Regions from separate parts of the Mus musculus genome. Here regions 2 and 3 are each linked to region 1. The links are chromatin loops, found by intact Hi-C in ENCODE. Cell type or tissue: left cerebral cortex. All regions are shown on one strand.

Region 1 (8,000 bases):
ACACACAGATCACGGGTCTTAAAAGTTATGTCTACCTTTAAAGTTCATTCCAGTTTGGCAACTTTGTTCTGCATCTCCTTGAGGCCCAGCCCTACCCCGTCCCTGTGAGGCTCGCAGCACTACTGGCTTAGTTGTGCTGACTGCACATTGTCTGCTTCTCTTCCCAGAAGAGGTGGAGGATGCGAGTGAAGAGGCTCCCCTGAGGGACCGCTCCCACATTGACAAAACCCTGATGCTGAATGAGGACAAGCCAGCTGACGATTACTCAGGTAACTGGGGAAGGGAGATGGGCTGGGATCCAGGGCACCAGAGCCCTGTACTCCTGAGGCCAGGGGAACCACAAAGAAGAGAATCTGGAGGTAAGGGGCTCAGGCTGGGAGAGGAAGAAGATAACCATGCTGAGGGCACAGTATCGGAGCAGAGGTGAACTTCAGAACCATCACCTGTAGGATGCACCCCACCACCCACCACTGCCTTTTGGCGGGGAGGATGGTTAATAAGAATCCATCCTAACTGCTTTGGATTTTAGTTTACAAAGCTCTTTTGTGTCTCCTATTCTGTTTTGCCCCTATGATGAACCAAGGATTTCTGTGGGGGCTTGTTATCCTTTCTTAACTGATTAACTAGCCAAGCTCAGATTAATATGGCAAATTGCTCTTGGCACACAGCCAGAGAATAGCAGTGCAACAACTGGAAGTGCACTGACCTGATTACCCCTCCTCCACTGTCCTCGTGTAAGGAGGACAAACCAAAGCTCTCAGTTGCACCCTGGGTTTCTGCTCCCCCAGAACATGAGGCATGTCTGAATTCTCCCAGGATCACTGTGCCATGGACCTGCTGGGCACCTGGCCTCCTTACCTTCTACATGTTGGCAGCATAAACAGAGGCAAAGACAAGATTCTCATCTCCCAAGGAGAGAGCTTTCAGTCAGGCTGAAGGCAGCCTCGTTTTTCTGGATACAGCATTGAAGTGAGGAAGTTATAAGGCTCTAATTTAATTTTTCCTGAGACCTGTCTCAGGTTGTCCTCAAACTCCCTAAGTAGCAGGGAATAAATAACCTTGACCTCCTAACCCCCCTAGTGGAGATTATAGGTGTGAAGCACAATACCTGTATTGTTGTTATGGTGCTAGGCATTGAACCCAGGGCTTTGTGCTTGTACATGCTAGGTAGGTACTTTACCTAGTGAGCCATACCCCTGCCTAATAATAATAATAATAATAATAATAATAATAATAATAATAATAAACAATTATTAATGGTTATTATTATTATCACCATTATTATTATTGACAGTGTCCCACTATGTAGCCTGACTGGCCTGGAACTTGCTATGTAGACCACAGTACCCCTGGAGTCACAGAAACCCAGTTATTCTGTCTCTTGAGTACTAGGATTGAAAGTGCATGACACAGTGCCTGGGCAAGAATTAATTTAAAAGTATCTCAGGAGGCTTTTCAGATTGGGTAGGAAAACGCTTTTGAGTTGAGGATTTCTAAGGGTGGGCTGTAGTCCAGCTGCTTCCCAAACACAATCACTCCACAGTCTTGGCTGCCAGTGGCTCTTCTCACCAGGGAGGGGTAGACTCTCCCTGTGTATGGGCAGAGGAGCAGCCTGGGATAGCCCTGTCTGAAGCTTACTCCTTGCCCCTCTCCCCCAGCGGTGCTGCAGCGACTTCGGAAGATCTATCATACGTCCATCAAGCCCCTGGAGCAGTCTTACAAGTACAATGAGCTTCGGCAGCATGAGATCACAGGTACAGCATCATGGCCCCACTCACGCCACCCTGTGTGCCTGGCCTCTAGGAGCTGGGCTTTCCTGAGGGGTGGAGGACTGGGACTCAGGTCCGGGAAGTGGCCTCTCCTACCGGAGCGAGTGCTCAGTACTGTAGGAGTTTGTCAGAGTGATTTCATTGCTAAGCACTTTGTCTCAGCAGTAGGCATTTTGATTTCCAGGGTAGTAAGGCAGTGTGGTCCCTCCTGAGCTCAAGCATCTCAGGTCCCTTTTACATTGGCTTCCAAATGACCTAGAGTCTTCCTTGCCTCCTTATTGTTCCTCCTGGAAGGCCTCCTGTGGCCCTGGCTGATAATGACAACGACCACGATGATGGTGGTGGTGATGATGACGACGACGATGAAGATGATGATAATTTTTGAGGCAGAGTGTCACCATGTAGCTCAGGCTGGCCTTGAATTTCCTAAACCTTAGAACCTCCTGCCTTGGCTTCTGAGAGCTGGGTTTACTGGTGTGTGCTACTGCACCCAGACAAGGTCTGGATTCTTTTAAAGCTTGGTTTTAAAATAGTAAAGTAAAACATACTTGTTGCCAGATGGTGGTGGTGGCGGCGGCGCACGCCTTTAATCCCAGCACTTGGGAGGAAGAGACAGGCGGATTTCTGAGTTTGAGGCCAGCCTGGTCTACACAGTGAGTTCTAGGACAGTCAGGGCTATACAGAGAAACCCTGTCTCGAAAAAAAACCAAAACCAAAAACAAAAAACAAAAAACATACTTGTTTCAACTGTATTCAAATAATATAAAAATATAAATTGAATAATAAAGCCTGGCATGACGGTGTAGAGCTGTAATCCTAGATTTTGGGAGGCACAGGCAGGAGAGTTGTAACTGTGCGGACAGATTAGGCTACACAGTGAGTTCTGGGCTACTACATGGCAAGGCCCTGTCCCCAAAATACACCATCACACCATGTTGCCCCCTCCCACACACAATTTGTTTCTTAATCTCCAATTTATCCAGTTCCACTCCCAGAGACACCCACAGTTTGTTTGAGGGCTCAAAACTATAGGATGTAATAGATTCTTCTAGACATTTCTTCTATATCTATGAATATAGGAATGTCTCTTTCTTCTTACATACATGGGATCATATTATACCAAGTGTGCATATGTATATGTATGTACATGTGTGTGTATACATATAGATGTATGTGCATGCATGCATGACTCACCATTATTCTTTATTGAAGCTTCTTGCCTGTCTTCTAAGAATACACCACGTTCTATACAACCAGAATCTAATTTCTGAGGCACAATAGGTGCTGTACACTTTCTAAATTTTAAAATATAAAGGCAAATATCTGTGAGTTTGAAGCCAGCCTGCTCTACATAGTGAGACGATGGCAGCCAGAGCTCAAAAAGAAAAAAAAAAAAAACAAATGTTTTGGTTTTGGGGGAGGGGGCAGAAAAGCTAGGTGTGATAGCACACACCTTTAATCCCAGCACTCAGGAGGCAGAGGCAGGTGGATCTCTGTGAGTTCAAGGCCATCCTGGTCCACAGAGTGACTTCCAGGACGGCCAGGGCTACACAGAGAAACCTTATCTTGAAAACGACAACAAACAAACGAGTAGGGCTAGCGAGGGGGCTCAGCAAGTAGAAGCACTTGCATCTAAGCGTGAGTTCAGTTCCTGAACGCCACACGGTGGGAGAGAATCAGGCCCCACAAGGCCCTTCTGGCCTCGATACACACACCAAGCTGTGCACCCCCAATACATACATACATACATACATACATACATACATATGTTCCAAAGCTGGGCATGCTGGCTATGCCTGTAGTCTCAGCACTTGTAAGGCTGAGGCAATAGAATGACTAAGGATTTAGAGCCAGCCTGGGCTACAGAATGAATTTCAGGCCACCATAGGCTTTAGAGTGGGATGCTATCTAAACAAAATGAAATTAAACCATTCCAAACACTAGCATAATTCATATATTTTGTGTACAGATATTTGTAAGACATGTTTTGCTTGCTTGTTTGTCCTTAAAATAGTACAGCAAAGGGGTTGACAAGATGGCATAGTAGGCAAATGTACCTGCAGCCCAGACAGCCTTAATTCAATCCCTGGACCTGTATGGTAAGAAAAGAGAACCAACTCCCGTAATTTATCTTCTGGCATACCCCGGCCCCACAAATACATGTTTAAAAATTATTATAGAACACTAGAATTAAGTATTTTAATCATTGTTAGAAAATTGCCTTGAAATACTCCAATCTGTATTCACAAGAACATACCAGAGAATTCTTGTTCCACCATGGTTTGCCATCTTTAAAAGTGTGACTCATTTTTCAGTGCTGGGGACACAACCCCAGACTTTAGATATGCTAAGCAGGTGCCCTGCCACTGAGCTATATCCACAGCTACTCTAACTCCTGGTTTAAAGCTTTCATAATTGTTATTTTTTTCTTTTCAGTTCTGGGGATGGAACCCAGGGCCCTGAGCATCCTAGGCAAGTGCTCTACTACAGAGCTATAACCCCAGCCCTTGTTTTAATTGTAAATCACATGACAAATCTCTTCCTGTGTTACCTGGCAATTTCCATATTAGCCTAATGCCTATTGAGTAGCTGTGTATCTGAGGGCACATTTGTTCCTACTCTACAGAACAGGAATCTAATGCCAGGCAGTGCTGGTTGCCCTGGCCACTGTCAGGACCCCGGCCCCATTCCTTTCCCCAGGGGATGAATGCCCTGTGCTGTCGGTTCCTATACCATTCTTACAGGCCTAAGAGCCCGCCGCCCGCCGCTCCTGCTTCTTCGAGCGCGTGCAGGCCTGGTGTGAGGTCACAGAACAGTGGCTGGCTTTCTTCTGTCCTCTGTACTTGTCTCCCTACTCTGACACCAAGAGTGGCATGACCCTCCCAGGGAAACTCCAAACTTAAAGCCTCAGTGGCCAAGAGGCTGCCAGCTGCCCCTGGATTGGCTCTCAGCAAAGGCCAATTGGCTCTCTTCTGGCTTCCCTTTCTGGACTTGGCTTCTCTGTCCTAATGTCCTGCCAGCTTCCTGCATGCCCCCTATCCTTCAAGCTTATTGCTGGTCTCCCACATATGCCCACAATGCCCCCTGCTGTGCAGAATTGGAACAGCAACACTCGAAGCTCTGTCTCACATAACCAGCGCTGGCTTTTTGGAAAAATCCATAACTGGCATAACTCTCTTGAGATGCCTAATCGCCGTGTTCCCAGGCTGAGTGCCTCTCATGTGTGCTTACACACAAGAGGGAAGGGCCAGCCCACGACTTGTGCTCACCATACAGAAGCCATCATCTTTTAGGACTTTGCTTTACTCCCAAAGGAACAAAACCAGTATATCCAAAAGCCAGGTGCAGAAGGGATTCATGCTATACAAAAATGAATGTACAACACTGGTATACAACACAGTGTATACACAGTAAGGCAGCTGAAAAATGCCAGAAATTAGCATTAGTGTCCAGGGTAGTGGTACACAAATATAGATAGGCCCAGCTACCCTGGAGGCTGAGGCAAGAGAATCACTTGATTCTTGAGCCCAGGACTTTGAGAACATCCTGGGAAATATAACGTCCTCTCAAAAGAAAATAGAAAAAAAAAAAAAAAACCCACCCCAACTGGCCCAGCATTAGTTACCTAATAGAGAGTGTATTGTGGCCTAGACAGACTGGGGCTTTTTGTACTTCAGACTTTTGAGTCAGGACAGTATACAAAATTATAAGAAATAAATTTAAAAAAAGTTTAAGAAAGAAGACTGTATTTTGAGGTCTGTCTGCAGGCTCAGGAAGACAAAAGTCTGGAGAGCACAGGTGCTCAGTGCAGCTAGTTCAGAAAAGAAGTTAGAGGACCAGAAAGCAGCAATAAGAAACAGCATCTCTGTCTACAGCCTCTACCTGCTTCTTTGCCCAGATTTGGTTTTGTTTTCTATTTTTGCAGTAGTGGGGACTGAACCCAGGGCCTCGCACATACTATGTAAATGCTCTGCTAGTGAGCACCCTCCTAAACCACCATCTTTCTTTTGAAGACACTAGAGAATTCTGCTTCTCTCTCTCATACCCCTCTCCAGTAGCCTTGGCAGGGTGTGATTCCTAGCAGGGTGTCTTAGAGGACCTTGGCCTCAGGGACCAAGAATCTAAGGATTCCCAGTTTTCAGTGTTTGGTTTCAGACCCTGGAAGACTTGTCATGGACTAAGACTAATCTGAGCTTGAGGGGAGGATGTGAAGAGCCCCAGTGAAGAGATAAGGAGAGCTGCAAGCTGCAGATGGGCAGAGCCTGGAGCTCGGATGGCTCAACCTTGTCTATGCTTCTCCCATGTCCTTTCTTACTGTTGATTCAGGTAGCAAACTTCAATCTTCGAAATGCAGAAGTTTTGTCCTTTTTGTGAGACATTCTCTAGATTAAGCCAGGAGACTGTTCCCAGCGTGAGCACCAAGCCTGCAATCCAGCCAACTCCTCCTTCTGGTGCAGGCCAAAGATCTGGAAAAGGTCAAAACAATGGCTCCTGGTGTCTTTGGAGTGAATGCTCTTATAAAGCCCCTGACACAGTTTGATCCACACAGAACCCCACAAGCTCTGGATGACAGTGGGGGGACAGGGGGATGCAGAGTGCTTTGGAGAACAGTGCTGTGCCTGTCAAGTAAGAACTGATGTTAGGTCACGTCTGTTTCTGATTCCTGCAGACGGGGAGATTACTTCCAAGCCAATGGTGCTGTTCCTGGGACCGTGGAGTGTTGGCAAATCCACCATGATAAACTACCTCCTTGGGTTAGAAGATACTCGATACCAACTTTATACAGGTGAACACGGGGGGGGGTATAAATTGTGAAAGCAGATGAGAAATTATTGTATGCCTTTATAATATTAGTGGAGATAACATGTAAGAACCGGAAGCTTTGTCACCCCCATGGCAGCACTAGTCATAAAAGCCCAAAGTAGAAACACCTCAAGGGTCCATGGCTGGATGAAGTAGTCTGAGCACACAATGGAAAGGAGGGGGCTGGCAGTCAGGTCCCCAGGTCCCCATAGAAAAGGCAGGTGTGGCAGCACATGCGTCTGAGATTGCAGAACTTCTATAGGGAGATCGGGGCACCCCTGAAAGCTTAGCGGCAGTGACACTGAGGATACCCACGGTTGTCTGTCCTCCGACTTCCACCCCTGTGCTATGCAACACACACACACACATACACACACACACACACACACACACACACAGAGGAGTGAACCATGCCCGCTGTCACAACACATCAGAAACATCCTTGTCAAGGATAAACCTTGAAAACAATATGCTAAACAAAACAAGCCAAGCAGTAAAGCTGATGTGGTTTGATTCTACTCATATGAGGTGCAAAACTCAGAGACAGAAAGAGAGTAGATGTTGCCAGGGGAGGGGGTGGGGATGGGGGATGTTGCCAGGGGAGGGGGTGGGGATGGGGGATGTTGCCAGGGGAGGGGGTGGGGGGTGCTACTTAGTGGAGACAGTTTCAGTGTGGGAAGATGATAAGGTTCTGGAAATGGAGAGTGAGGATAACTGGCTCGTGATAACGTGAATATACTTAATGCTCTGGACAATCGGTTTAAAGATGATCAAAATGGTAAATGTTATGTTCTGTGTATTTGGCACAATTAAAAAGTGAGAGGAGAAGGCAGGAGCCTAGCAAACCTATCTTTGTGGTGTTTTCCAAGGTGTTTTCCAAGGTCCTTTCCAAGACACCTTGCTTGCTCACACCCCTTCCAGTAGTGTGTTCCTCAGTGCTTGCTGTTTTCCTCCCATGCATGCAGGTGCTGAACCTACCACCTCTGAGTTCACTGTCCTTATGCATGGGCCCAAGCTGAAAACCATTGAGGGCATCGTCATGGCTGCTGATAGTGCCCGATCCTTCTCACCACTGGAAAAGTTTGGCCAGAATTTTCTGGAGAAGCTGATTGGCATTGAGGTTCCCCACAAGCTTCTAGAACGAGTCACATTCGTGGATACACCAGGCATCATTGAGAACCGCAAGCAACAAGAAAGAGGTAATTTAGGAGACGGGATATGCTCAGTGGGGAAGACCACTTGCTCTGCAAGCGTGAGGACCCCCCTTCAAATCTTTAGCACCCATGTAAAAAGCCAGGCAAGGTTGCCCGTGTCCATACCTCCCTGTTATAGGGATCCCCTAGAGCTCTGTGGCCAAGAAGCCTAGCCAAACAGAATGAGAGGCCTGTTGTAAAGAAATAAGATAGAAGGCAGTAAAGCAAGACACCT
Region 2 (8,000 bases), 180 kb before region 1:
TCCTGGCCTCCGGTTCAGCTGACAGGACGGTGAGTGGGGCTGATTCCAAGAGCTGCCTATGACCCACCCCCTACACCCTGGGGTCTCCAAGCAGCCCTGGCTTCTGTTTATGCCCTTGCTCGCCCCAAGTGCCTTCTCAGAGCTGCTGTTGTGATCTGCCCTTACAATAGATGTTTGCCCTGGGGGGAGCAGGCTAGGGTGGTGTGTGAGGCCAAAGAGGAGTTCAGAACCCATGCCCTGACTCACAGCCCATCCTTGCTGTTCTCTGATCACGTCCTATGTTTCCTGAGTTGGGCTCTCTCCCTCTCCATGGCAAGATATGTGGTTACCTAACTCCAACAGCTAAGGCAGGTGAGATACCTTGTCCTCTTGTGGATAGGCCTTGTTTCAGCATGGGACCTTTCTTGATAGGACCAGGATAGCTTTGGGCAGGTCTGGCTATCGTAGTGTCTCTCAGCACCTGGATCGTAAACTCCATCTTTCTTTCAGATAAAGCTTTGGCGTCTGTCTGGCACTGGAGAAGCGCTTCCCTCTGTGCCTGGAGTGGTGCTGGGTCCTGAGGAGCTGCCAGTGGAGGTACTGCAGTTCCACCCCACTGTAGACGGTGTTCTGGTGAGCACAGCTGGCAAGACTGTGAAGGTCTGGGATGTAGCCAAGCAGCAGCCCCTGACAGGTACGGTCACTCTGGAAGGGCTCCCCTTCTCTGGCAGCCCCTGTCTGGACAACCCTCCCTTCTCTATTGGTGTTTTTGGTAGTGTTTTTTTTAAAAAAAGTAGGGTTGGTGAGATGGCTCAGTGGGTAAGAGTACCCAACTGCTCTTCCAGAGGTCCGGAGTTCAAATCCCAGCAACCACATGGTGGCTCACAACCACCTGTAACGAGATCTGACGCCCTCTTCTGGTGTGTCTGAAGACAGCTACAATGTACTTAAATATGATTAAAAAAAAAAAATTGTAATCCCAGCACTTGGGAGGCAGAGGCAGGCGGATTTCTGAGTTCGAGGCCAGCCTGGTCTACAGAGTGAGTTCTAGGACAGCCAGCGCTACACAGAGAAACCCTGTCTTGAAAAACCAAAATAAATAAATAAATAAATAAATAAAATATCAAGGATGGGGTACAACTCGATGGTGAGTGCTTGCTTGCCTTGCATTTCTGAGGTCCTGGGTTCCATCCCCAACAACCTACAAAAGATGACAGGCATAGGGTATACATTCTAAAGCCTTATAATGAGTAGTATATCACTGTCCGCTTCCAGCAGGCATCTATTGTACTCCAAACCCCCAAACTACAGAAGGAGGAGGGAGCTGGAAAGCAGTGGTGGTGGCAGTGCCGGGGTTCGGGATGTGTTAGAGCCAGCAAATGTGCCTGGGAAATGAGAGCCACGCTGCGGAGCAGGGAATCTCGGAAGCTTTTTCCTGAGGGGGTGGGAGACCAGGCTGGCCTTTGCCCACTGAGTACTGGGATTAAAAGCATGCAGCAGCCTCAGAGGGTTATCAAATAGAGGCATATCCTGGTGAGGGCAGACTTGAAGGAAGCCTGTAGATGCATCTGTAGCATGTCTTGATAAAGCTGCTGTCCCCACTCCCTGCAGGCTGAAAGACCATCATTGCTGCTGACTTTGCAACTGGGGTTACCCCAAGGCAGGCCTCCCCTCATCTACTCCCCTGCTTCCCTCAGCACCTGGTGCTTAACCTTGGCTGTTTCCCTGCAGAGTTGGAGGCCCACAAGGACCTGGTGCAGAGTGCTGTTTGGAGCCGGGATGGAGCCATTGTGGGCACAGCATGTAAGGTAAGCAGGCAGCAAGCAGTCTTAAAACATCATGTGGGGCTGGTATGATCAGCCTTGTATGCTTAACAATATGAGCTGAAGAGCCAAGTCAGTCAATTGGCATTTTTTTGTTTTGCTTTGTTTTTTTGAGACAGGGTTTCTCTGTGTAGTCCTGGCTGTCCTAGAACTCACTTTGTAGACCAGACTGGCCTTAAACTCAGAAATCTGCCTGCCTCTTCCTCCTAAGGGCTAGGATTAAAGGCGTGCGCCACCACCTAGGTGCTAGGGATTGGCATTTTTGAGCTCCCTGCTCCATCTGAGGCCCCACTAGAGGGGCTTGAGGAAAGTTCACGCTGCCTCTTGCTGGCCTGTGCTGTTTGGTTTGATTTTGCCTATAAGCAAAGCCATACCAGCTGCCTGAATAGTTTCTCCAAATAGCCTTCCATAACATCCAACTTGCTTCAAGGACAGTACAGATAACTAGGCAGATATGACCTGTAACTTAACCTCTGAAAGGGACATAGTGCTTTGAACTGATCAGATTGGTCATAGATCCGGATTTGGCCTCAGCCAGAGGCAGAGTTCATTCCGGGGGCAGGAATGGCAGAGTGAGCATGTGTCTGTGGTTTGGAGACACTGCCGAGCCTTCAGGAGTAAGAGCTGGTGGTCTTGTGGTGGCAGTGAACAGGTAGGAAGGTTAGGGTCTGAGGGGTGGGTGGCCTGCTGTATCTTGCAAGGCAAACTTAGATGGAGAAAGCCAAGCCCAGGAGACTCACGCTAGTTCCGCACACGAAGACATTTCCTCTCTATACCCAGAGCTCAAAGCTTTCAGGACAAGCAATCTCTGTTTCCCAGGCAGAAGGCACAGTAAAGTTATGAGCTTATAAAGTGGCCCCTGCTCCTTCCCCTCTTTTCCAGACCTAGGTGTGCTACCGGTGGGGATGTACCATCTCTTCCAGGCTGGCCCCTAGCACATGCTAGGACTAGAAGGTACCTTGATCATATGCCACTTCTGCTTTCCTTCGCTGGAAAGGTGTCTTGAGATCCTGGGAGGAAGTCCTAGCTTTACTAATATAGTACTGATAGCAGGAGGCTGCCCCTTATGACCACAGGCTAGGTGGAGATGCCCATGGGCTTACATAGGATGCCCAGAGTGGTAGGTAAGCTCACTCCATGAGACAGAGTCAGAGCCCCTCTTTGCCAGCAGTTGTAGACTAGGCTTTGGCCTAACAGCTTATTGCCATTGCTGCTTGTGCTGCCAAAATGGCATGACATTTTCCATCAGGGGTACCTGAGTCCTGTCTTACCACTGCTAAAGCAGGGCTGCTCAGCCTCCTCTCTGAGCACTCAGGCTAATCCTAATGACTGAGAGAAGAAAACAGAGCCACTAGAGGGCGCACAACCATCACAGATGGCAGGCTTGGCCTGCTTTGAGCTCAAAGCCAGCCTGCTCTGAACCTGGTTTGCATCCAGCCTTAAACTGTTAGACTTAGTTGGTTCTCTGTGGAGTTTGTTGCCTCCCTATAAGGGAAGCTGCTGGAACCTGGTCATTGCTCAGTGGACGCTGTTTGCACAGGTCACAAAGCTGGTCAGTGGTGGGGTTAGCATTTGAATGTATGCATCCAGCTCTCCTCAGCAGTTCTAGCCCTGCTGAGTGAGAAGTGTTCTCTCTAGCTCTCCTGTTTAGGAACTTTCCATCTCCATGTGGCTGTTCATCCCTTGTGGCTGTTTCCCCGTTCTGAATCTCTAACGTTCTTCTCTGCCCTCTGCTGTCACTGCTGTGCTCACTCTTACTCTGCCTCTCCTCCTCCTCCTCTTCGTGGCTGATCGCATGTCACATGGCCCCAAGAACCCTGACTGTTGGGGGCAATGCTGCTCAGGACCCAAAACCCAGACTGTGCTTGGTGCAGAGCAAAGTGCAGTTGGGAAATCTTTTCCAGAAGACCTTGGGCTTCCCTGACTGTCCTAGCAGGCCTAGGTACCCAGCCCTGTCTAGCCACTATGTGCCTCCTGCAGCTCAGTTTTGCCCACTGCTCCTCCATCTTCCCTATCTGCTTCGTTGTGTGTCTTTCCCCTCACACCATGCACCAGCAAGCCTGTCTCAGCATCTTGATGGGATTTTCCACCTTGTCTCGTACTTGACTTTTGAGCTTCAACTCAGGTTTCTTCCAGGCTTTTTTGTGAGTCTCCGGCTGGAGACCGCAGCCTTTTGCTGTGAACTTGTCCTTCCTGGAACTGGCTGTTCGTTGTTCCTCCTCAAGCACAGACTCCAGCTATGCACAGAGCAAGCATTAACCCGGCTTCCCTGATATTTGATCTTTTATTCATTTATTGATAGGTTTTAAGATCTGTTTTTGTTAGGCTGGGCGTGGTGGTGCACACCTTTAATCCCAGCACTCAGGAGGCAGAGGCAGGCAGATTTATGAGTTCGAGGCCAGTCTGGTCTACAATGTGAGTTCCAGGACAGCCAGGGCTATACAGAGAAACCCTGTCTCAAAAAACCAACCAACCAAACAAACAAACAAACAGAAAAGATCTGTTTTTGTTTGCATGTTTTGTTTTTTTATGTGTATATGTGTTTTGTCTGTATGTGTGTCTGTGTACCTTATAGGTGCCTGGTGCCCATGGATCCCTGGAACTGGAGTTACAGATGGTTGTAAACAGATATGTGTGTGCTGGGAATTAAACTTGAGTCCTCTGGAATAATATCCAGTGCTCTAAACTGCTGAGCCATCTCTCTAGCACCCCCAAAACATATTTTGAGGCAGGATCTCAGGTTATAGTTTAAGCCTTAGCCTGTAGCTCAAGCTGACCTGTAACTTCACTTACATAATCCAAGTTGGCATCAGATTCAAAGTGATCTGCTTCCACTTTCTGACCACCGGCATTGTAGGTGCGAGTCACTTCTTGGCAGTTTTAGTTTTATTTAGCAGACTGTTTTGTAGAGGAAATATAGCAGGTAATACAGAAAGTTCATATATTTCCCCTCCACATCCATTTCCTTTGTTACCTTGTTGTATATAAGATGAATTGTTTTGAGTCGGGTTCTTACCACGTATCCCTGACTGACCTGGAACTGGCTCCATAGATCAGACTGACCTCATGGAGAGCCACCTGCCTCTGCCTCCTTAGTGCTGGGATTAAAGGCATGTGCCTCCATGCTCAGACCTGTTACTGTATTTTATATAACCCAGGCCGACCTTGAATTTGGAAACCTTCTACTGCCTCAGCCTTGCAAGTGCTGGGATTACCAACATATCTCATGCCTGCTTCTCCTTATTACCTTTTGCATTAGTTAGATACATTGTTACAATTATATAAATATTGATAAATTATTAGAAACTGAAGTCCAGTTTTCATGAGGTTGTTTGCTGATGTGTCTCCATGTTGGAGAGGGGTGTGCAGTACATGTAGACCGGACATTGGTGGCTTTCTCTAATCACTGTCTACCTTTCCCCCAGTATATATTCATTTTCTTTTCTGTGCAAGAGTTTTGCCTGCATATTTGTATGCTCACCAGTGCATGCTTGTTGCTCATGGAGGTCAGAAGAGGGCTATGGACCCCTGCAGTTGGAGTCAACAATGGTTGTGAATGAGAGCTGGGGATTGATTGAACCTGGTCCTCTTTGACAGCGATAAGAGCACTTAACTACTGAGTCAGCATTTCACGCCCCCAAACCAGGCATGATGCATGCTTTTATTCCCAGCAGTCCTGAGGCAGAGGTAGGGAGGTCTCTCCAAGTTCAAAGCCAGCCTGGTCTACATAGTGAATTCCAGGACAATCAGGGCTAATATAGAGAGACCTTGTCTTTAAAAACTGAAAAGAAAGAAGTTATTTTGTGCTTGTGCCATAGTACACAAGTTGGGTAGGTCAGAGGATGACTTTATGGAGTCAGTCAGTTTCCTCCTCCCACCTGTACTATGGTTCCAGGATTCAAACTCAGATCTTCAGACTTACACAGTATCTTAGTTAGGGTTGCTATTGCTGTGATAAAATACTGCCTTCAAAAACGACCTGGGAGGACACTCATTACATCTCACTTGTAGGTCACATGCATCACTAAGGGGAGTCAGGAGTGACTCAGGGCAGGGACTATCACAGAAGCCATGGAGGGTGCTGCTTGCTTCCTGGCTTGCTCTTCATGGCTTGTTCAGACTGCTTTCTTACACCATCCAGGATGATGTACCCAGAGGAGGCACCACCCCCAGTTGAGTTGGGTCCTCCCATAAGAATCACTAGTCAAGAGAATTACCTACAGGAAATCTGATGGGAGACTTTTCTCAAATGAGGTAGTTCTTCCTATGTAACTCTTGCTTGTGTTGAGTTGACTAAAAACCCAACCAGGATCCATAGCAAGTACCTTTATCTGCTGAGCCATCTCACCAGCCCCTCTACCCTATTTCATTTATTTAAGTGGGGTCTCACTGTGTAGCATTGGCTGGTGTCTTAGTTAGGGTTTTACTGATGTGAACAGACACTATGACCAAGGCAAGTCTTATAAAGGACTACATTTAATTGGGGCTGGCTTACAGGCTCAGAGATTTAGTCCATTATCATCAAGGTGGGAACATGGTGGCATCTAGGCAGGCATGGTGCAAGAGGAGCTGAGAGTTCTACATCTTCATCTAAAGGCTGCTAGCAACAGACTGACTACTAGGCAGCTAGGACAAGGGTGTTAAAGCCCAGTCCCACAGTGACACACCTACTCCAATAAGGCCACACCTCCAAATAGTGCCACTCCCTGAGCCAAGCATATGCAAACCATCACAGCTGGTCTGGGGCTCACTGTGTAGAACCACTGTACCCAGCCCATCCATCACTGTCTGTCTCAGTGAACCTAAAGCTTACCAATTGGCTAACCTGGATCTTTCTGCCTCCATCTTCTGGTGCTTGGATTACAGATGTGCCTTGCTGTGCCTGGTTTCCTATGGCGTACTAGTGACCCAAACTCGGGTCCTCAAGCTTGGACAGCAATAGCTTTACTCACCCAAACTGATTTTATATCCATAAAAATGGACTATGCAATCGTTAGTTTCTATCTTTGGTTTCTTTCATCGGTGTTTGTAGCTTGCCTCATGTTTTGTGGATACTTACTTTGTAAGATTTATAAATAAGCATTTAATTTCCTTGGTGCTGATGCAAGTGGTGATGTTTAAATTTGTAAGTCTGAGTATCATTTTTCAAAATATGAAAGCAGGCATCTGTGTTGATGGAGACAAAGTTGAACTGTACTAAACTATAGAAAGGAAATGCGGCTGGCCTCCACTTCCCCTCACATCCCTCACACCCAGCATTAACTCACTGGTCTGAGTTCAGTCTTTTCTCTCTGCTTGACTCCAAAGTGTCTAAGAGCATGGTCACTCAAATGGAGATTTGTATTTATTGTAACCATAGCAGACTCACACCATGGCATGTTATCTTCAACTCCCTCTTTGTGCCTAACAATTCACTATGGCCAAATCTATAAATAGTGAGTAGAAACTCTACTGAATTGTTTTTTCTTTGAGTTGTTGATCCCAGGATCTTTTGTATGTTTGCATGCTAGGTCTGGGCTTTATTACTGAGCTTCACGGCCAGGCATACATTCCAGCTTTTATGCATTTGTGCTTGGGCATGTTGACAGCATGTAGACACCCAGATCATCTTGCAGAAATAGGACCTGTATATAGGGCATGAGCATTTGTCTTTTTTCATCTGAGCCCTCAGGTAATCTTGATCAGTTGGTGCACTGAAAGGATGGTTAGGAAAGATTAGTTCTTTTTATGTTTAATAATCATTTAATCTGGGCTGGAGAGATGGTTTAGCAGTTAAGAGCACTGACTGCTCTTCCAGAGGTCCTGAGTTCAATTCCCAGCAACCACATGGTGGCTCACAGCCATCTGTAATGGAATCTGACGTCCTCTTCTGGTGCGTCTGAAGACAGCGATCCTATGAGTGCAGTGCCTTCACAGGCCAGTTGGATATATATGGTTATAAATGGTTGTTAGCCACTATGTAGGTGTTGGAAATTAAACCCAGGTCCTCTGGTAAAGGAGCCATTACTTTTAACCACTGAGCCATGTCTCCAGCCCTCCCCTACTTTATTTTGTGAGATAGTGTCTCTTACCAAACCTGGGTCTCTTTGTTTTGGGTAGGCTGGCTAGCAGTGAGAGCTGAGTGCCCTTCTGTTCGTGCTCCATGGCTAGGCTTACTGATGCACACCTTGTTTTATATAAGCACTGGGACTAAACTCA
Region 3 (8,000 bases), 120 kb before region 1:
TCTGTGTAGCCCTGGCTGTCCTGGAACTCACTTTGTAGACCAGGCTGGCTTCGAACTCAGAAATCCACCTGCCTCTGCCTCCCGAGTGCTGGGATTAAAGGCGTGCGCCACCACGCCCAGCTTGTTTTTCTGTTTTTAAGATAGGGTGTCATTGTGTTGATACTCCTGTTTCAAGTTCCCAATCATTTGGGAGTACAGACATTCATCTCCATTCCTAGGTCTGCTGGCATTATTTAAATGTGCGCGCGCACACACATACACACACACACACACACACACATTCGCATGCATATTTATATATTGGGTTTCATAGAATACAGTTATAATTAATTTCACCTATCTCATACTGCTTTTTTAAATTTTGTGGTTTTTTTGTTTTGTTTTGTTTTGTTTTTTGGTTTGGTTTGGGTTTTTTTGAGCTTTTTGAGACAGGATTTCTCTGTGTATCCCTGGCTGGCCTGGAACTTGCTATATAGACCAGGCAGGCCTTGAACTCGCAGAGATCCTCCTGCCTCCTGCCTCTGACTCCCAAATACTGAGATTAAAGGTATATGCTACCGTGCCCAGCTTTTCTCCTTTTAATGTAGTACTTGAGTAACTTAAGATGGTGTGTGTGGTTCTGCAGGGCTCAGGGAACAGTGAGGAGGAGCAGGCCCAGTCTGTCTACCCTAAGGTGGTGTCAGATGAGCATGTCCTTGTAAGGTGTGGACCCCAGCAAGTGACATCAAGGTGATGTGAAAGCCATGCCTGTAATCCCAACACTTGGAGACGAAGGCAGGAATATTGTCAGTCCATGGTCATCAATGCCTACAGAGTTAGAAGCCAGTCAGGGCTACAAGAAACCCTATCTCAAACAAGGGGAGCAGGGTGTGAACAATGAGATTTGTTCCTCTTTCCAGGCCCTCCCTGCAGTCCCCTGCCCCTCCACAAGAGGCTCACCTGTGTGGGAGCGGTTGTGGATCTTCAGGTTCTCCAGGCGGGAGAAGCTCTTGTTACAGGTGGGGCATCGGTGCGGCTTCTCGTTGGTGTGTGTCCGGATGTGAATGAGCATCTTGTACCTGCTCCAGGAAGAGCCCAGGGGGGCACACTCAGCTCAGTGGGAACCCAGCCCCTCACTTCCTGCCCTCACCCTGCTTCCTCACCTGGCATTGAAGCCACGGCCATGGCGGGCGCAGCCCTCCCAATGACAGCAGTATCGAGCATCCTGTTCAGGCTTGACATGATGGTCGTTGACATGGTCAACCAGGTCTTGGAGGAGCTCAAAGAGCTGGTTACACTGTGGGGCCAGGCAGGGTTCTGAGCCCAAGTAGGGTGCTGCCCCAGCCCCCACCACTTTCCCAGCCCCCACTCACCTTGGCCCATCGACACACCAGCTGCTTGGCCAGGGGCAGCTCTGGTGAGAGGCACTTGTCCTTGGGGGGGGGAAGGAAGGAGGAAGCAGGTAGGTGCAGAGCCCCACCAGAACCCAGGGGCAAGAAGAACTGGAAGGAACTGGGGACACCATCCAAATAGCGAAGTGGCTGGAAATCCTAAGGAGTAAAGACAGGAGCGAGTTAGTGCCCCATCGGCAGACCCAGACACCCCCCATTTTTGCCCTCCTGTAGACAGTGTTAAATTCTATCAACATGTCACATGCCTTTAAATCCTAGCACTTGAAAGGCAAAGGCAGGTAGATCTTAAGGCCAGCCAAGTCTACAGAAAGTTCCAGGGCTAGGTAAAGAGACCCTGCCTCAAAAAACAAAACAAAACAAAATAAAACAAACAAACAAAAAAAAAAAAAACAAAAACCAAAAAGACGGGAAAAAAAAAATCAGCCCAAAAGACAAACAGAAGTACTGATTCATGGTGTCCACATGTGAGCTTGTTTGGAAACAGTTTGTCCTGGATGATGGGGTAAGGTGAGGTCCTTCTGTAAGGTGATCCTCTCCTGTCTTTATGACAAAGAGGAGCGAGGCCTGGACACAGACATACACACACAGGGAGAAGGACCAGCTGAAGATGCAGGCAGAGACACGGGATGTAGTTACCAGCCTGGGAACAAATGCTAAGGATTACAGAATCTACAACAGCAAGGAGTGAATTTCCCCTGGAATCTTCTAGGGAGCTCAGCTCTCTCACCATCTTTACTTGTTAGTTTGTAGAATTGAGAGAATTCCTTTCTCTTGTTTTAAACCACCTAATTTGGGGGCACTTGTCAAGGAGCCCTCTCTAGAACCTTCCCTTTCTTCTTTTGGGTTTCTCTGTGTAGCCCTGGCTGTCCTGGAACTCACTCTGTAGACCAGGCTGGCCTCGAACTCAGAAATCCGCCTGCCTCTGCCTCCCAAGTGCTGGAATTAAAGGAGTACGCCACCACGCCCAGCGAACCTTCCCTTTCTTACCACAGCAGTAGGCAGTGGAGGCAAGTCCCCATTGCCCTGGCACTCAGGAGACAGGGAGCTGCTGCCATTGGGAGAGTCCAGTCCAGAGGGTGGTGACAAGCTGAGGTCCACCAAGGGGGCTGCAGAAAAGCGTCCGTCCACCTTCTCAGGGAATTTGGGGTTCAGCAGGAAACCTGAAGGAGATCATGTTTCAGAGAAGCCAGCTGGCATCTTGGTGGACCAAGTCCCACCACCTCTGGATCCCTGTCACCATCTCCAACTCCAACTCCTCTGGGACCCCAGACATCCAAGGAACAGCTAGCATAGTCACAGAGTGTCTGACCTTCACCAAGAGAGCTGGCTGCCACAAACAGGAAGCTGACTTTATACTGTGGTGTTTATACCTGAGTAATCACAGCACCCAAGAGGCTGAGGCAGCCGACACTACACAAGGTTATCTCAACAACAAAGAAGGAAATTAGAAATACCCATCTTACAGATGAGACCTACCTCATGGGATAAACAGCAGAACTGGAACTGAAACACAAGACTACCCTACTCCCTATAATATTCTGCCTCCATGTTCCCTTCTATAAAATGGGAAAACTGGGATAAGTTTGTAGCTGCTTGTATTCAAATGCTAATTTGGGTTCTTCAAAACTGTTTGCACTAGGGTGTCTGCACATAGCTTCTAGGACCCTACCCCCAGTTAATTCTGAATGGTAAATAAAGATGCCAGCAGCCAATAGTTGGGGAGGAGAGAGGGGTGGGGTTAGGTTTCCAGCTTGGGACCATGAGGAGGAGAAGAGGTAGGTAGCTGCCATGCCTTAGGAAGTGTGCAGGAGAGGAGAGGAGAGGAGAGGAGAGGAGAGGAGAGGAGAGGAGAGGAGAGGAGAGGAGAGGAGAGGAGAGGAGAGAGAGGCCATGGAAGAAGAAGAGTGCAGGAGGGAGAAGCAGGGCCGCCATGTAAAGGGGCCAAGAGAACTTGACCCAGATGGCTGCTCAGTTGGGTCAAGAGCAGCCAAGATGGACACAGAAACTAGTAAGTAGTAACTCGGAGTTCTGGGTGGGAGGTGATTGCAGCAGCGTGGAGGTTAGGCCCTGCTACTGTGCTGCTTGAGGCTGTGTGTGTCTGTCCTGTGTGTGTTCATTGGGGAATGTCAATGGCGTAAGGCGGGAAGGAACCCTGCACTGAGATTTATTAAATTAGATTCATTCTCCATGAGCTGACTGACTCTCCCACCTCAAGCACATGGTACGCCGGTTCTCGGAAGGTTAAACAGATGAGATGAATACCACCCAGGTGTGGGCACGAAGCATCTCTAAGACACATCACTACCCTCAGTCACCACCCATACATAGAATAACCTCAGAGTCCACAGCTACAGTCTCGGAACTTTAGCTTTGCCCACTCCTCTCCCGCTTCTTTCCAGATCCTTCCATAGGCTTTGTTCGGTTGGAGCTAGTTCTACATGCATGCCTGCATGCCGTGTGAAATTAGGCAGATCTCATCCACTTAAGGGATGAGTGGACACGAGTGCCGGTGGCGCTGTCAGCTGGAACCTGTAAGCTCCTTCCTGTTGGGCACACATGGCGCAGTCCCGCCTGAGGCCCCAGCTGACGGGTGAAGTACCTGGTGGTGGAGAGCCTGGGGAGCCAGGGGCGGGGCTATCGTCCACCAGGCCCAGCTCTCGATGCAAAGCATGATGCCGGACCACACCCAGTGTCCTTTCTCTCTTCTCTCTTGCCGCTCGGAGCTTGGTGATGCTCAGCTTTAGGTCGAGGGGCTCGTCCAAGGAGTGCATGGTGGGAGGGCGTGTCAAAGATGTACCCAACTGGTCTTGAGGCAGGAACCTGCAGGAGAGGTCGTGTAGCCTTAGGTTTCTCTTTCAGCTATACCCATTGAAACTTCTGGGAGCAGAGGAGTAGAGAGGACAGCCTAAATGGCCTGGCTTACTGGCATCCTGGAGAGTCAAATTACATTCCACTGCCACTCCCTACTAGCCTTTTGGGATAGGCCAAGTTTATAGTCTCCATTTAATCATGGGAGTGTTAGAGACTGCCCCCAATCACGCAGAACTCACAGTCTGGCAGAATGGCCAGACTTGAAGCTACATCTCCCAGAAACTAGCTGGCTAAGCCCCAACTGTTGCTTCTGATAGATGGGAAGTTACGCTTAGGAGGCCTGCCAGTCTGAATCCGGAGACCTAAAAGGAGGCCAGGAGCAGCAAAAATCCTCCAAGATGCAAGCAGTAGTCCTTGGTGACCAGTTAAGCACCCACTAAGCGTGCCAGAAATGCCCGGTCAGGGCAGGGGACTATCACCTCCAAGGAAAGCAGCCTGAGGGCTGGTCCCAGGCAAGGCTCTGCAAGAACAAGGACTGAACCTCCCAGGTAAAAGAGGCTGTGACAAAAACCAGGGCCAGTGAGCTTTGGCTGCCACCAGGGGGCAGCTGAGGACTGTGGCCAGACCTGTTCTGCAGGACCAGAAAAGGACAGTAGGTAGAAAAAGCTAGTGGTAACATTCTTAAAATTTCATACTGCGACTCTCCTCCTCTCATGCAACTGCGGGGTCTTCACAGCACAAGGCCAGCCCTTCCACACCAAACACCTCACCTTCCGCCCTCGAGAGACCTCCCACTTGTTTCTCTGGCCTTTGTTCGTGTAGACTGTCACACTGCAAAAATCTTTTTACTGAACACCCACACTAAAAGACTCTACTACTGTATTTAATACAAAGTGGGCATGGAAGGAAAAACCTGAAAAATACCTGGAGCAGCTGAGTGTGTCCTCGGGGGCTTGTAAGACCTTGTGCCCTTACATGGGGCGGAGATGGCAGAGAGGACAGTCACTCACTGTGTTCCTCCCATCTGTTCTCCAGGCCAAGGCTCTAGGGCAGCTTCTCCTACCTGGTCGTCCCTTGCTTCCCTCTTATGCCCTCAAACTCCAAGCTTCAGCGGCATTCCCCAGTACACAGTGTGCACCCTTCCTTGGCCTGCAATGCAATCCTGCTTGTAAGGATGTATCTCCAGCTCCCACTACATGTGGCTACATGGAATCTGGGCACACAGGGCTGCATCATCAGAGCACAGGAAACCTGTTTACTGTGAGATTCAGGTCTGTAACTTGTCCCCACTGAGGCTGTCAGATGCACTTGTTACTGCTCAGACAACGCTTGGACCAGAGACTCACTGTATCATACCCTGGTGACCAGAGCACCACCCTCTTGGGAGTCCCAGACCCATGTAGGTGGGTAGGTGATGGTGATGGCCTTAGACCTTCTCATCCATTCCTGTCTAGGCAAAGGCTGCCCTCTGCCTGACCTGTAGCCCGTTAAATCTGTCTGTCTGTCTCTACCTGTTTATTTTTAGACGCAGTCTCAGTCTAACCTCCCTGAAGCTCCTCTATGCTGGGAGCCTGGAAGGGGAGGAAGGAAGTAAATATTTATGCTGATTAAGAATTCAGGAGCCAGGAAGGGCTGGTGGCCTGGTCCCTCGTCTGGCCCAAAGCCACAGGTTTCTCTGCCCCCACCACCCACCATGGAGAAAAGACCCCTGGCAGGGTGCCTGAGCTAGAGAGTCAAGCACTGGCTCTCAGTCACAGTGCCAACCAAGCAGTAGCCTTTGGCACCTGCTCCTGTCTCATGTCCTCCCACCAGAGGGAGCCTAGGAGGAGCCTCTGATCTGTCATCTGGTTCTGAGGACCTCCAGGGAACAGCACAGCATTCACCTAGGGTCCATCTCCCTGGGTGAGGAGGCCAGCACCCAGAGCAGGAAAGGAGACGCCAATGACTGCCCCACCCCCACCATCAGCAGATCCAGTCTCCAGGGATACCCTTTCACTTCCTGTCCCTTGGTTCTGTCCAGGGAGGTAGGGATCATTCTTGGAAGCCAGGATCCAGCCCAGGCTCTGCACTCCTCCTAAGAAAGGAGGAAGGAGATGTCGCAACGAGTCCTGCTAGTTTTCTGATCCTCCACCCCAAGGGAGCAGATGGCCTATGACCCCACTCATGCTTTGACCATGGCCAACCTCAAAGACCTCTTCACTCCTACTCCCAGCCAGCAGCAGCCTATCTGGCTTCAGCTTGGTTTTGTCCTAGAGCTAGATGAAAGGGGGAGGAGAAAGGCAGGTCCCCCATTCTTCTAACTGACTCTGCAGCTCAGCTCTCCAGCCAGACTTAAATGCCTGGAACAAGGACAATGGCAGGCCATGATCCTGGGAAAAGTGAAGCCATCACCTCCTTAGCCAAGGTCCAGCAGCAGCTTGCCCTTATAGTTCAGGATATCTGGAACCAGTGGGTCTCCGGAACTTACTGGTCCAAAGGGACGGGATACCACCCTCTCTCATGGGTACAATACCCAGGGGTAGGGAGTCCACCCGCCTGAAAGACTTGCCGGAGAAACCACCTGTGCCTGTTTTCCTACTGGTCAGATGGCTGAGTGACTCTCACCCTGGGCTGCAGGGCTGCGATCAGGGACCAAAGGCCATGCTTTGTAGCACTCACTCCTGGTAGGCTAGGTGTGTCCCGAGACACACCCACCTGCAAGGGCCATGAAGGGAACCCGCAGCAGCAACCCCAAAGGGTGCTGGGCCAGCCCTGGAGGCTCTTCCAGCTGCAAAAGGAACTAATTAGAGCAGAGGGAGCTGGAGGAAGCAGCAGTAAGGGAGGAAGAGCAGAGACCACCGGGGTGGCAGGGGTGGAGACAGCCCTCCCACAACCCGAGCGGGGGTCACCCTGAGGGTGGGCTGGGCGCCTCCAGCCAGCCATGCCAAGACAATGACTGCTATTGTGCGCCCACTGCAGACCCTGCGCAGACGGTCCCCAGCTGCAGCTCCTGCAGGGCACCAGGCCCCCTATAGACCAATATAGACCACCATCCCTCCCTCTTGGGGAAACTAAGCTTCAAAGACACCAAGCTAAGAGAAGGGGACCAAATTCCCGCTGGGGTGAAGTCCTTTCTTCCCTTCCAGAGGGAGGGCTACCTTCAACAAGGACCTCAGCAAAGGTGAACTGCCCCCCAACCCACAGCCGTATGTATCACTAATATGGTGAACACCCCCATTTCACCAGGGGTAGTCTGGAAACTGCACATTTAGTTAGTTATGGCAAAACCAGCCTAGAACTTGGGGACAGTGACCCAAGATGCACCTCTCCACACAGTCAGTCATGCTCACTTGGGAGATGGAGGCAATTAGATCAGTAATTCAAGGCTAGCTTCACAGTTACACACACACACACACACACACTTAAAACTGAATTCCTGGTCTCCTTTCACCTGACAGTAGCCAGGCCCTGATCTAAGAGTGTCTCCAACTGGAACATCACTTTAGCACCAGGAAACTGAAGTCTAGGGGGAAGTGTCTGCCCTGGGTTGTAATCATGGGTGGCAAGACCACCATGCTGTCTATGTCAGTGACTGCACCAGCCAGAGGCTGATAGTCCATCATAGCAGCACCTGTCACACCAGGTGCCACTTCATCCCACTTTATAGATGCAGAAACTGAGGCTCGGGAGAGTGACCTGCCCTGGGTCACAGAGTTCATCTGTAACAAACAAGGGATTATCGGCCCCACCTGTGCCCCTGGACTTGACTTAGGTTGGTTACTGCCTCCCCACTCAGAGGGTTTATGGAGGGATACCTAG

Evidence for each region. A loop is a pair of places that touch in the nucleus more often than their neighbours do. Peaks named below come from ENCODE experiments on the same cell type or tissue, not always from the same donor. Only the 100,000 strongest peaks of a DNase experiment are listed, where the experiment ranks them.
Region 2: it touches region 1 in a loop (33-fold over the local background); 2 of 42 quality-filtered maps call a loop at or near these places.
Region 3: a loop joins it to region 1, with 5 times the contacts of the local background. A loop is called at or near these places in 24 of 42 quality-filtered maps.

Annotation. Positions count from the first base shown.
Region 1 is chr16:4,486,048-4,494,047 of GRCm38, reverse strand. Srl (sarcalumenin) reads left to right here. Exons shown (of 7, transcript NM_175347.6): 3 at 168-269; 4 at 1,659-1,754; 5 at 6,439-6,555; 6 at 7,538-7,771. Among named protein-coding and RNA genes, the nearest start is that of Srl, 33 kb to the left of the region's middle. In left cerebral cortex, a CTCF peak has its summit at 4,846 (motif pointing left); DNase peaks (open chromatin) are centred at 2,306 and 4,837; H3K27ac peaks cover 457 bases.
Region 2 is chr16:4,662,531-4,670,530 of GRCm38, reverse strand. It overlaps Coro7 (coronin 7), which reads left to right. Exons shown (of 28, transcript NM_030205.4): 4 at 1-29; 5 at 490-673; 6 at 1,711-1,787. Among named protein-coding and RNA genes, the nearest start is that of Coro7, 13 kb to the left of the region's middle. In left cerebral cortex, a CTCF peak has its summit at 3,153 (motif pointing right); a DNase peak (open chromatin) is centred at 3,160.
Region 3 is chr16:4,604,809-4,612,808 of GRCm38, reverse strand. It overlaps Glis2 (GLIS family zinc finger 2), which reads right to left. Exons shown (of 7, transcript NM_031184.3): 2 at 3,991-4,211; 3 at 2,379-2,551; 4 at 1,353-1,529; 5 at 1,143-1,276; 6 at 940-1,058. The coding sequence starts at 4,162. Among named protein-coding and RNA genes, the nearest start is that of Glis2, 14 kb to the right of the region's middle. In left cerebral cortex, CTCF peaks have their summits at 931, 4,797 (motif pointing right) and 5,998 (motif pointing right); DNase peaks (open chromatin) are centred at 4,796 and 5,952.